Regions from separate parts of the Homo sapiens genome. Here regions 1 and 2 are each linked to region 3. The links are chromatin contacts, found by Hi-C or POLR2A ChIA-PET in ENCODE. All regions are on one chromosome and are shown on one strand. The core of a region is the stretch at or near the end of the contact, and the rest is flanking DNA. Distances in the headings are between cores, read along the strand shown.

Region 1 (4,158 bases), core at 191-2,690, 240 kb before region 3:
TTGCATTCTTATCCTAAGTCTTCCAGAAATTAAAGATAAATACAAGTCTCAGAGTACCAACAACATTTCTCTTTGAGACCCTTCTTATTTGTTAAACCAAAACGGGGTGACGCCAGAGGCCAGTCTTGCCTGCATCAGGTGAAGCCTTCCCTGGGTAAATCTATTACACAAGACTATTCCCTCAGTCCTGAGCCAAAAGAAACAAGAGTAAAAGCACAATAATATGGTAATATCATTCCAAGATCCCAAAAGTATCTGTAAAACCTCAGCTGGAAGTTGATTTAACCTCTTTGGTATTGTCATGTGACCCCCGAGGTGGTACCTTCCTTCTCTAAGTGAGTGGAGCGATTACCATTACCCGTGGAAGCCAGAGTTCCCCAGTGACTCGGAAGAGTCTTGAGAAGGGATAAAGTTTCATAGCTTATTGCAATTCTTCCAGCACTGAAATCTCCTGGAGCTGGAACTCATTGAGAAATGATGAGGCATTTGAAGCTGCCTGAAATAAGGGCTCTCTACTCAAGTGACTGGCTAGTCCATAGCCCACCTGAGAAAATGATGAAAAACTGTGCTCAGGAAAAGAAAAAAAAAATCCAGCCCTACAATGAAGCAGAGACAGCAGTTACGAAGCTGACTTAGATTTAGGCTTGTTGAACTCTTTAGATTCCTAATAGCCCATCCGCACTGGAGGTTTTCAGTGCTGCACTAATCTTTTAATTTCTCCCCTCTGATTGCTGTGATAACTCCTATACTCTGGAAAAGATAAAGAACTGAGTAAACAAATCGCCACTCTTCCAATACCAGAATAAATGCATTACTACAGATTTACCAGATCTTACAGAAATCGTCTTTTCCATAGTGCAGTCTCCCCATGGAATCTCTCTCTGGGCGGTTTCCCACAATGCAGAGTAAGGGGGGAGAAGTTCACTTACGGGGACGTAACTGAAGCTAACCTAGAATTTGGCTGTCATCCCACAAGAAGCAAAACAGGAATGACAGGCCCCCTTTGCATTCACAAAATACTTATTGCCACATCTGAATGGATTTTCAAGTGTAGTGGTGATGCTGGGCTCATGAGCCTCCCTCTGTCTGGCTGCATGAGTTACATACCCTGTGTATTTTAAAATAGGCATCACTCAATCAAGTTGGTGATAATGGCATCTTGTGAAGCACACTTACAGCTATGGGACAAGCTACATGAGCTGAGGAAGGCTCTCAGCAGATGCTGTTGGGGGAGTGGTGAAGAACACACAGAGGCAGAGGGAGTTGTAGCTACAACAAAAAAAAAAAGGAAAGAAAGGAACATTCACAGAAAAGGAAAACAAACAACTGACTCATACAAAAATGGTAAATGAAGGAACTAAACACCTCAAAGACAAGTTGGTAATCAATTAAGATGCTGAGGTGCAGCAAGATGGCAAAGGCTGAGGAAATGACTTATCCTCTAGGAATGCATCTTATTGCCTGTGTGGACATTAACCTGGCTCCAGAGAGAGATGCTTTTATACAGTTTGCCCACTTGAGGAAAAAAAGGAAAAAAAAAAAAGAAAAGAAAGAAAAAGAAAAAAGGAAAAGAAAACCAGAAACAGAAAATGGATGTTTAGGGCAACTTGTAAGCCCACCTGTGAAGCCACTATTCTGCTGTTGGGGACCTGCTGCCTTCTATTGGTGTCCCTCAGTGGGCACTGTCAGCATGGAAACAAGCAACAAGCTGCCTCCAAGAAACAAGAACAAATTTAAAAGAAACAGAACGATCTGGCGATTTTTTTGTAAGAGCATAAATGCAAAGGACAAAATTAATGGGTTAGAGAGGCACATTCAACTTCTTCAGAACTGTGAAATGAGGAGCAGGGGGAGAGAGCACGGGACAGAGAAAGGGAGGAAGAGCTCTAGAGAAAGAGGAGAGCCTACTAAAGAAACGAGCCCCCCTGTACAGACAGCCTGACGCCAGATGGCTTCTTCTAATAAATATTCAACCTTAACTCTGTTCCCATGTAACTTTGTTGTAAAGCTGCCAGCACACCCACACAGATCTGGGCCAGCAAAATGATTACAGTAGTACAAACAAAATAGTGCAATAGAGGAAACAGACAGACAGGGTCCTGTCCACAGACAGTCAGGGCTGGAAGATGTGAGTTGATGGGCCTTTAGATTTAATGCCTCAGAACTCATAATAATAAGTGGCATCGGAGGAGGGGCACCTCAAAAGCCAACAAACATTTAACTCTTGTCTCCGCTTTGCTTCGGGTTTCAGCGTGGAAAACATGTTCAACTTTTTCTTCAGAGATCACGAATGAGATGCTATATCTTAAATATTACTTTCCAACACAACCTCTATGTCTATATTTAGAGTAATAACAACCATACTGAATTCCCCCACCACATTTACTTTTTTAAATTGTAGCAATATATGAGACTGTATTTTAATAGTTACCTTACCAGTTGCATAATAATAGATGATTCACCATAATTTTTCTTTATAAAACAGAGGAGTAATTCTCTATAGAATCATCTGTGTTTTCTTCTTTCCACTCCCCCACCACTACCTCCCCCAACTTGCCTGAACTATTATTTAAGTGCTGTTTAAACATAGATATGGATACCTCTCCATTCTGGTGGGGGTGGGGCAGTATGCGTTTCAGCGTTTTGAGGAGGGGATAATTTGAAAAAAAATGATAGCAGAATAAAGTGTCCTATTAATGAAGTAATACATGAAAATGTTGAATCAATTAATGCCAAAACTCAGCTTGACGAAAACGGTGATATGGTGAAATATTCTAGAAATATATACTTTGGAGTATTTGAAAATATCATGTTAGGAACAACTACCAGAGAAAGATATAAAGCCTCTGTGATTTTAGTTTTCAAATGATATATATGAATTGCACTAAACCAACTTAGTAATGAAATATAGCTATTTACAGCCAATCATCTAAAATGCTTGGCATAAAAATGAGATTATAACCTTATTTTATTTTCCATTTTTTGATCTCATATCTAAAATTGTCCAGAAAAATAATCCCTAAAAGAGTCCATCGTAAGCCAAGATTTCTTTTACCTCAAAATCAAAGATATATTTCATGGGGCTATCTCTGAGCACTGATAACTGCAGGAATGAAGATGTAAGAAAAACTAACAAAACAAAAAAAAAATTAAATACTTACCAAGAGCTAGATAAGTTTCGTTAAGTGCATACTGTTGTTTTGACAGTTTGAGAATCTGCACAGATTTTACATTTTATTACACTGACATCAAAAGCTGTATTGATAGGAAAGGACCACATTTCTAACAAAGAGAGACAGATAAAAATTAGCATTTATCTTCTGGTAATATTGAGCTTTCTAATGGTAAATCATAGTATTTTCCTTTTTGTGCGGAGAACTCTCTCAGGGAATGGAAAATGCATTGGAAGGTTAAGGCTTCCCAATTAGGGACATGATGGAGACTAGTCCTTGAAAAGATGTGTATAAATTGCACACATGAAATATAAACAATGCAAACATATCTGTATACAAAATATGCAGTTGTGCATTCAAAAAGGGTAATGGCATGCAATAATGGGAAATTATTTGAACATCTGTTTGCACATTAATCTGCATATTTTTGCACATGCAATCATCCATTTGCATCAGCGTATTTTGCATGTCACATGCACACATTAGACACCTGTTATTAAAAACTAGGTCCACAATGTGCTGCTAATTCCCTTGAATATAATTCCATTTTTACAAGATTTATCATAGAGTCCAAAGGGTAGTACTTTTTTAGCAAAGTAGACAATATACACAGGATATTAGTGAAACACTTCTCCTTTATCTATGGGTGGTAGACTACAAGATTCAAAGAGGGAACCAAATTAGTACTGAATGAAAGCAAAACAACATAGCCAGAGATGAATCATGACACAATCTAGCTCCTCCTTTCTGGTATAAAAAATGATCAACCACTGAAGAACAAATTGAGATGTCATCTTCATCAACTGTGCCAAGCACCATGTCTGCTTTGTACATAGTATGTGGTCAATAAATATTTGTTAATTCTTTGGTTAATAAAGGAATATATAATTTAATTAAATGTCACATTTAGCTAATAGTTACAGGAGTTAGATGATATACCAAGCTCCATTTGACTACTTTTGCAGGCCTCTCTCAGTTAACACAT
Region 2 (4,076 bases), core at 1,077-3,576, 140 kb after region 3:
CCTAGTCATATGTGGACCAAATGAAATCTTCTCTGTCAGGGCAAAATTGTGCTTTTGGTTAATTGAAGGCAGATTTAGCATAGAGGGTGTGTGTGGTGATGTGTGTGCAGGGTGTGTGTGTGTGATGCTCTGATGGTGTAGGCAGGCACACCCATGTGTGTACATTTACAGGAACGAGGGATCATTTCATGGATTCTCTCCCAACTTTGAAAATCCTGGGTTCAAACAAAATCCCTACATTCTGAGCAGGGTTGAAGCTTTTAGAATAAACTATAAGTGGAGACAGTCATGTGGGTGTCAGAATAATGAGCCTTCATATAAGGACATCCTGTTTCAAAAGAGTTTGAACTGCAATATTAATCAAAACACAATAGATACTCACTGAGCATGGTTTTCACAAAAGTATTCATCAAAGGGCAGCTGCATTCAAAGCAAGAGATTTAGGTAAAATAAGTTAATCCTTGATCTCATCCAGGTTTGTGTGTAAATTTTGAATAGGGAGGGGTTCTAGTGATAGCAAGCGTCCTCTGGATGATAAAACAAAAAACGTGGCATGGGAAATTCCAGGTTTATCTTGTGCTTCTTGTTCGCTTTTGATGGAATCTTAATAGTGACTACACAATTAGGATCAGGTTTATCCTTCTGTTTATAGTTTGTAATTGCTCTGGAAATCCTGAGTTTCAGTAGTTCAACTTTTAGTTTTTAAGCAGTCGGTGAGTTTTTTAAAAAGTTACTATCGGATAATGTTTCATAGTTTCTAATCCTATTACAGCAATGTAAAATAAACTGTATTTCCCAAATACGAAGCAACATCTTTTATTCCCAGACCTCTTACTTTGCAAAGAGGAAACACCATCTTTAAGGTCATACTAGTAATACTCCTTATTTTGTGATGAACATAATATACTTTGTTTATAAATCCTAGTTTAAAACAACAGAGATTTGTGGTAATTGACGAAGAGTAAAAAAGTCACAAATACTGAATCTTCATTTTTCAGATGTGAGCACAACATTCCTAGGTATGTACTAATATATTCTAACACGGCATTGCGCTGTCATCAAGACTTTTGTCTAAATGTCACCACTATTATGAGCAATACTTTTGCTAAATTCTTTAGTTGTATTCCCTAAATGGCAGATACCTTTGGACCTCTCTCTCATTAGCTATTAAAAAGAATAGTTCTTTGAAAATAACAGTTCTGTGCTCCCTAAACTTCTTTTGTTTTTTGTTGAGTGATGTCAACTTAGAGTTCCACACTGATTGCCCTTCCTCCTTGCTTTGTCGCCACAAAAGGGGTGAGGGGGTGCCGGAGTTTGACCCACACCTCTGGTTAGTATTAATCACACAGACATCAGGTAATCACCTAAGTGCACTCAGACATACTAATAGAATGATTTACAGACCAGGCCCTTTGTGTTTTTCTAAATCTCATTTTAATTTATTTAAAGTGACAGTGAAGCTAGACTCCAAGCTAATGAGTCTGCATAAAAATGATTTCTTTTTCCACCTTTGTGTTTGCTAAAACTTTCTGACTCTGAAATCCTGTCAGTGAAAAATTATTTGAGATGAAACACTGCAAAAGAAGGTAAGGGGAAAGGAGACAAAGAATATGATTTGATCATCAGAGACCTGCCCTGGGTCCAAGTGGGCCTCATGGTAGCCACAAGTGTCCAGATCAGACAAATGGGGACTTTTGCATATATGTTTTAGTGCTTCATCCAGACTTGAGTGCTTCACAGAGTCTGTGAGGCAACTCACATCCTTTGGTAGCTAACAAATTGGTCCTTTCTGACCAGCAAGCAGTTTAAGAAAGCTAAGCTGTGTTGTATGCGTATTAAATATAGCACGAACTGCTTGGCTTTGCTTAACCTTAGTTGTATTAACAGATTGTTTGTTTTGATGACTGCGCCGTTAGCATGCCAGATGATAAGGAAATGGTTTTGGATTAGTTAGGACCTATAATATAGAAACTAAATAAGATGATAGACTTACAAGGATATACATTTCCTGTAAAAAAAAATGAATTCCCTTATCAGGATTTACTTGAAAGGAATATGTCTTATTACAGAAGGAGAATGCCTTGAGGAATGTGGGAAAGATTAAAGGCTTTTGTCAGTAGTTTAGGTTGGGACCAGGTTTCCTGTGTAGCCAGCCCCCCTGTCCCCACGTAAATGTTTTGCTTTTCCTCCTCTCTCTCTTTCTCTTTAAGGGGAAGAGTAAGCCCTTCTCGCTGCCTGGCGGTGTCAGATTAAATACCGAGATGGCGACAGGAAAAAGGCTGGAAGGAAAAACAAAAGACAGGGGGGTGAGAGTTATCAGGTTGGCGACGGAACTGCAGGCTTGTCGGACTCCAATTTACAGAAATCCAAACAGATTTTAGTTGACACGATCTGCAATCATTACCGCCGGAGCAGAGCTAATTAAGAAATTAGCTTTCCTGATTGCCTGTTCTCACAGTGATGAGTAGTTGAATAATGTTGTATGGCTGAAATGTTCTAAAACCAGACAGTTTAACAAGTGTTTAGCCTTTTGTGGTGATGCTGTATTTACTTTATCTATAATATCTGTGCTGCATCACTATTTGTTTCCTCTCCTTAGAAGCACCCCTTGACTTTTTTTTTCCTTTTCCTTGGTTCACCCTCTTCTTCTTGGCATTAAGTCAGAGCTTCCCCCCTTACTTCAGCCGCGTATAGGAGAGAATTATCATACAGATTTGTGGCATGTGGTACAGAAAAGTTATCGGAAACTTGTGGCACATTCAAAAGCATATTTCCTACCCGTCTAGGCATTTTTCACAAGAAAATATCAGGTCCAAAGTGGCATTTGAAGTTTCTGAATCTGACTAAATGCAGAGGTGATTGTGAATAAATAACATTAAAAGGCTTTAGTCAGCAAAGATACAGTACGAGTGAGTGGAGCTCATTAGAAACTAGCCGTGGACCCCAGATATGTCAAAGGGGGGTTTGCTGAGAGGTGACCACGCAGTCTTCATAACTTCCTCATCTCTCCCACAACTATCAAACACATAGGAAGATGTTATTTGGAGAAAAAAAATAGTTATGTTTAAAAAGCTTGACAAAGAAATTAATCAAAATGAGCTTCATGGACCTTGTAAAATATGGTCCAGGCACATGTAATGCATATGTAATAGGCATGCGTACCGATGTGTCCATATGGACAAATAGAAAACCCAAGAGTTAAAAGTTTCTGCAAAAAGACAACAACTTCTTTCCAAATTAAATAGAAGGCTTATTTGAATATAAACTTTCTCGCAATACAGCAAAATAACAAAGATTGGACAAAGGTTTCCAGGTGTCACTGTTGAAACTGCAATGGGAGGTAAGAGTATTGCTAGCTTCCCAAATGAACCACAGAAGGGGAAGTTGCATCATTCAAGATGCTTATCCTTTAGGATTTCCAAGTTTTAAAATGTAAATATTCATCTATGGAAAAACCAAAATTTCCAAGTTTTCCTAGTACACCTTCAAATCATTTCTACACCTAAGAAAAATAAATACTAATTTTTCTTAATGAGGCCTAATAACACCTTTAACTTACCAATTTAAGAGACGCTAAGTCAATACAATGTGCAGGTCCCTTCTGGATATTTATTTTCCTAAGCACAAATTCATTTATACCGAAAAAACAGTGGATGAAATACTAGAAAAATCTTTTCTGCACTGGACCTCTCTTTTCCAGATTTACCTAAGAGAATCTTACCAGGAATGGAGATAGACTTTTACTTCCTAAGTAGATTTAAATTTAACACCAATTTATTCACTCTAGTATTTCTATATGGGAACTAACAGCTTCTATAGGACCTCTACAAAGTGCCAGAAATATGATCTCATGTGTAGTAATAAATTTAAATGTGTTTTCTTTTACATATTCTATCCCTCCGTATTTTCCCAATCTCTTCCTTTTTTATGACTCCCCCACTCTCAGTTTCTAAAATCACTTGTCCACTCCGGAGACCCAGGGGCACTGCCTAGAGAAGGAGCTAACTTTAAAAAAAATAAACCAGGCTGGTCACAGTGGCTCATGCCTGTAATCCCAGCGCTTTGGGAGGCCAAGG
Region 3 (4,150 bases), core at 96-2,595:
TGTCCTCCTTTATGGGTTGCCGCTTTCACATGATTTTCCTTTGATGTGAGATTTTAAAGGCTAAGGACCCATTCTCCATTAAGCCTTTGGCGCTGGAATTCTCCCATCTAGGAAGCCGCTGTGTTGATGGCCCAATCATTGACTTTAGTATGTTGAGGAACCTTTTTACATACAGCTAATCATGTGCATTTTTAAGTCTTAATTTACAAATGCATCCAGATACATTGACATAAGGCCGATGCACACCATCCTGCCTCCCTGTCTACATCACTAATTTGACAGCATGAAAGTGTTAATGCTAATTTTATTTTGAATTTCCTAATTAAACATTTCTTTTATCCTGGACAGAAAGATTTATCATAGATTATTAGCAAATTACTCATCTTCTACTATTAGAAATAGTTTTAATGAGACCATACCTACTGGGAGGAAATAAGCAACTCATACCCACTCCAAGCACATGCAAATTGTTGCCATGTTTTCCAACTCGCAACTTCTAGAAGTCAAGTCTATACCAAGCCTAAAAAAGAAAAGCCCGCCGAATGCAGTGATCACGACATTCACATTAACAAGCATTCTAAATTCACTGTCTTCCAGGTCAGAGTTAACATAGTAATTTCCACTCAAAGGACACTGGTCATCAAATCCAACATCCTTTTATTTTATTCAAAATAAAAGGACAAAAATGAGATATAAACACAACTTAGAAAGTCTATGAGTTCATTTAAGAAGTGCTATTTAAGCTGTAAAGGATTTCCTGTCATTCTGGTTTTAAATAATTTTATAATATTCTTTTGTTCTTGGGTTACTCTATATCCAAATAATCATGTATGTAAATGACTCAATACAACAGTAGATGCCCTGACAATGTAAACATTATTGTTTATCCAGAAGCATTATATGTTCATGCAAAAAAAAAAAGTGGCATTAAAAGCTTGTGGTCAGATCAAAAAACCACAACTGTAATTGTTTATTTATATAACTTACCATTACTCTGTAGTGTAAGTTTACATTTTTTAAAAATTTCTAAACGCTGAGTTAGTCTTAGAAGAGTGAAAAATGCATGGTTCGCCTAAATGATTAAAGACAAACAACTTAGGTCTATGCATGCAGCAAAATGCTTTAATATGGAAATTATTCATTTTGCCCAGGCTTATAGTTTTCATTTTTATGCTGCCCTTGAAACTCCATGATAACAGGGCCATTCAGTGGAATTTCTGCATTTTTCTCTTCAGTTCAGGGCAGCTGGTTTCTTTCCTCTCGAAGCAGAAAGCTAAAGTATATTTATCACTCTAACAGTGACTCAAAACAAACAGGAAGTCTTCATCAGCCGGCTCCTGGGCATAGCTGATATTAGGTACTGGCAGAAAGGAAACAGAGACCTCATTCTCTGAGAGTCCGACAGAATGTACATGCAGATGCAGGCGATAACAAAGTTAGGGATGCTCCCAATGACCACCATGTTCTCCCAGGATTAAGTGCTCTTTGCAAGGCTCGCCAGCTTTCAGAGTCTGTGAAAATTCCTCAGGAGTTTTCCTTTCCATTGCAGTGTGAAAGAGAAGTTTGAACTGGATACCACGAGCCTTACAATCCTTGTGAACCTATGCGCCAAAGGAAACCTGGGAGGGAGCTATTCTGGGAGATTTGGCTTTGATCTGGTTGCTAGGAAAAAGCCCTGCTTTTGTCTGGAAGTATTCTGAATGGCTCCTTCAGTCAGAATGAGGCCTGCAGGTCACTGTCTGAATTAAGTGAAGAGGATTTTTTTTAACACTAAAAATGAAGTTGTCGCTGTATGCCATAATAAAGCTGGAGAGAGTAGATCGTGCTGCTGAGCAATGGTAACGGCTCTTTGCTACAACCTAAACTCCAAGGTATACTGTGAAAATCACTGAAGCGTGCTTGCAGATCAAATATATGCAAATATTGCTCAGTGGCACATATGTTCCTAGAGACCTTTGCCTTCACCTCCTTTTCAAATGAAACCTGTTTCAGATTCAAAGCCCACTTTGTTTTTATTAATACAAATGTTCACTATCAAACCATTTTTTTATCCTTACTAATAGAGAGGTTATACAACTCACACCTAACTTTTTTCAGCCAAACCAAACTCCAAATGGATTGCACTGCAAACTACTGATACTAATGCAAAAGTATTAGGCAATACACTTTGGGGGGTCCTTTCAATATTTTCTTTTTTATTTGTCAGCTAATCTCTTTGTTTATGGTAATGTATGTACCTTTGTATAAGGACTTTACAGCCATTATCTAATCTTCACAGATCCTGGTGAGGTAGAAAGGGAGCAAATCTTATCTCCGTTCTACAGATGAGGAAACAGAGATGAAGGAAGGTTGAGTAACAAGCTCACATTTTAAGTGGTGCATTCTGTCCAGATGAAAAAAACAAAAAAAAAAGACAGTATGGCACGGGCTTTGTTTTTCCAGGAGTGAGGCTAGATTTTCACCTACCACCCATCTGTTCACCAGTCCCCTTAATGACCGGCATTTCCCAGTGACTGCACACTTTCCACACAATCTGTTGAGAAAACACGCAGCAAACTGACCCACATGAGGATCAAACCCTTGACCTTGGCACCACTGGCATCAGATGCTTGTGAACTGAGCCACAGACTGAAAGCCTAATTGCCCCCAAGTAGAATGGGATCAATTCCTCCCCTTCTCAATCATTCTGGAAAAGAAAAGAAGGGCTAATTGTTATGAATTTATCTAGTCTTGTTCTTCCTCAAGCTTGAAATGTATTTTACATTCCAAGCAAATCCTAAATTGTGAGATATAATATAAAAATAGCAGAGAGCTAAGAAGTAAACTACATAAATGAAAATTTAATTTTAAGAAAAAAAATAAATGAGGGGGAAGTATACAGGAGCTGGCACCTTCAGGACCACAGCATCACCGCTGGTATGAAGTGGTTCTTCACTTGTGTTTGTACCTGCAAATCTAGATGGTAAAGATGAGGAAAAGTTAACAAGGAAAGAGACTGTTTTCCAAATAATATTAAATATCCTCTTTTAAAGACAGTAGACGATTTTATTCCTTGGAAAAAGTTATAGTAAAAATATAATCAAAACCACTGGAGTATTAGGTAGATGCTACCTGTACTGATCAAGTGATAGAGGATTATCTTCCCAAAACAGGCTGTGGAAACAACTATGTGGAAGGTATGAGAACACCTTCCAGAGCTTTCAGGAGCAGGAGGAAGACAGCCTAGCCTATCTTTTGGAATGTAAATTACCCTGCAGACCACCAGGCAAAAAACTCATGAAACCCAAACCAGACATCCCTACTAAAAGATGCTCAAACTAGAAAACAGAAGTGTTTTCAGGATAACATAACTTCTCTCAGTCTACCTGTTAATTTACTCGACTTTCTTTTCAAACTCTGTATACAGTAGTAGATCTGTGAATTGCATATCCATGATCACCACAAAAATTTCCAAAATCTGTCTCAGAAACCCACAAAGCAGATTTAGGTTTTAGTATCAACTTGACAGATTCTGAGCTCTCTCAATCCAGGACTACCAGTGTGTTGAGCCCAACTCTAAATGTGGGCAGGGACCAAATTGCTTTCCCTAAATGGCAACAGGCTAACAGTACCAATTAGCCAGACTGCACAATGGTTCTTCAGAAACTGCTGAAGACCAGCTCTGAAGACCCCTCCTGAGTAGGACCCAAACCTTAAGGCTTCTGTACCCATGCTTATTCACTGCTGCCTGTGCAAATGTTCCAGAAAGCCGGGAGGACTTGGCATTAATTTCTCAGTGTGTCGCCATGGCTAGAGCTAAGCAAGGGCCAAAAATGAATTAGGTAAATATAGGATGCTTCAGGCACAAATGCAGCAGGTGAATTTATTTGCAAATTACTTTTTTTATCTTTCTCACTTAAGATTCTCTTTAGAGACATAGAAGATAGCTTTATCAATTTTAAAGTAAAGAAAAGCAATATTTGGTTTCAATATTTGGTTCATAGCCAACCATACAAAAGTACTTAATAAAAGAATCCTTTTTTAAAAGTTATTATGCATTTATTACAGGATTATTGACTCCAGTGATGAAAATTGTACTGTTAGGGTTGGGTTGACTTAAGACAGTTTTTTTTCCTGGAGATTTCTCTGTCATTTAATTGAGTCACCTTAT

What was found. A loop is a pair of places that touch in the nucleus more often than their neighbours do. ChIA-PET counts read pairs that join two places held with the same protein, here RNA polymerase II (POLR2A). Pooled maps may share reads with other maps.
Region 1: a pooled map shows a loop between it and region 3 (2.3-fold over the local background). The contact joins two enhancer-like sites. A Hi-C loop is called at or near these places in 1 of 50 pooled maps. POLR2A ChIA-PET finds 5 or more read pairs at or near these places in 3 of 52 experiments (GM12878, K562 and activated T-cell).
Region 2: a map of endothelial cell of umbilical vein shows a loop between it and region 3 (4-fold over the local background). The contact joins two enhancer-like sites. A Hi-C loop is called at or near these places in 3 of 168 maps with a recorded cell type or tissue (K562, endothelial cell of umbilical vein and natural killer cell) and 1 of 50 pooled maps. POLR2A ChIA-PET finds 5 or more read pairs at or near these places in 1 of 52 experiments (WTC11).

Annotation. Positions count from the first base shown.
Region 1 is chr2:144,832,978-144,837,135 of GRCh38, reverse strand. The region is part of intron 2 of TEX41 (testis expressed 41); the gene reads right to left. Among named protein-coding and RNA genes, the nearest start is that of LINC01966, 47 kb to the left of the region's middle. Within about 2 kb of position 1,440, at least 8 of the 41 ENCODE cell types and tissues checked have a DNase peak (open chromatin) inside an H3K27ac peak, as active enhancers do.
Region 2 is chr2:144,450,926-144,455,001 of GRCh38, reverse strand. The region is part of intron 2 of ZEB2 (zinc finger E-box binding homeobox 2); the gene reads left to right. Among named protein-coding and RNA genes, the nearest start is that of ZEB2-AS1, 67 kb to the left of the region's middle. Within about 2 kb of position 2,326, at least 7 of the 41 ENCODE cell types and tissues checked have a DNase peak (open chromatin) inside an H3K27ac peak, as active enhancers do; they include endothelial cell of umbilical vein and natural killer cell, where a contact is called at or near this core.
Region 3 is chr2:144,593,611-144,597,760 of GRCh38, reverse strand. No RefSeq gene overlaps it. Among named protein-coding and RNA genes, the nearest start is that of LINC02993, 71 kb to the right of the region's middle. Within about 2 kb of position 1,345, at least 7 of the 41 ENCODE cell types and tissues checked have a DNase peak (open chromatin) inside an H3K27ac peak, as active enhancers do; they include endothelial cell of umbilical vein and natural killer cell, where a contact is called at or near this core.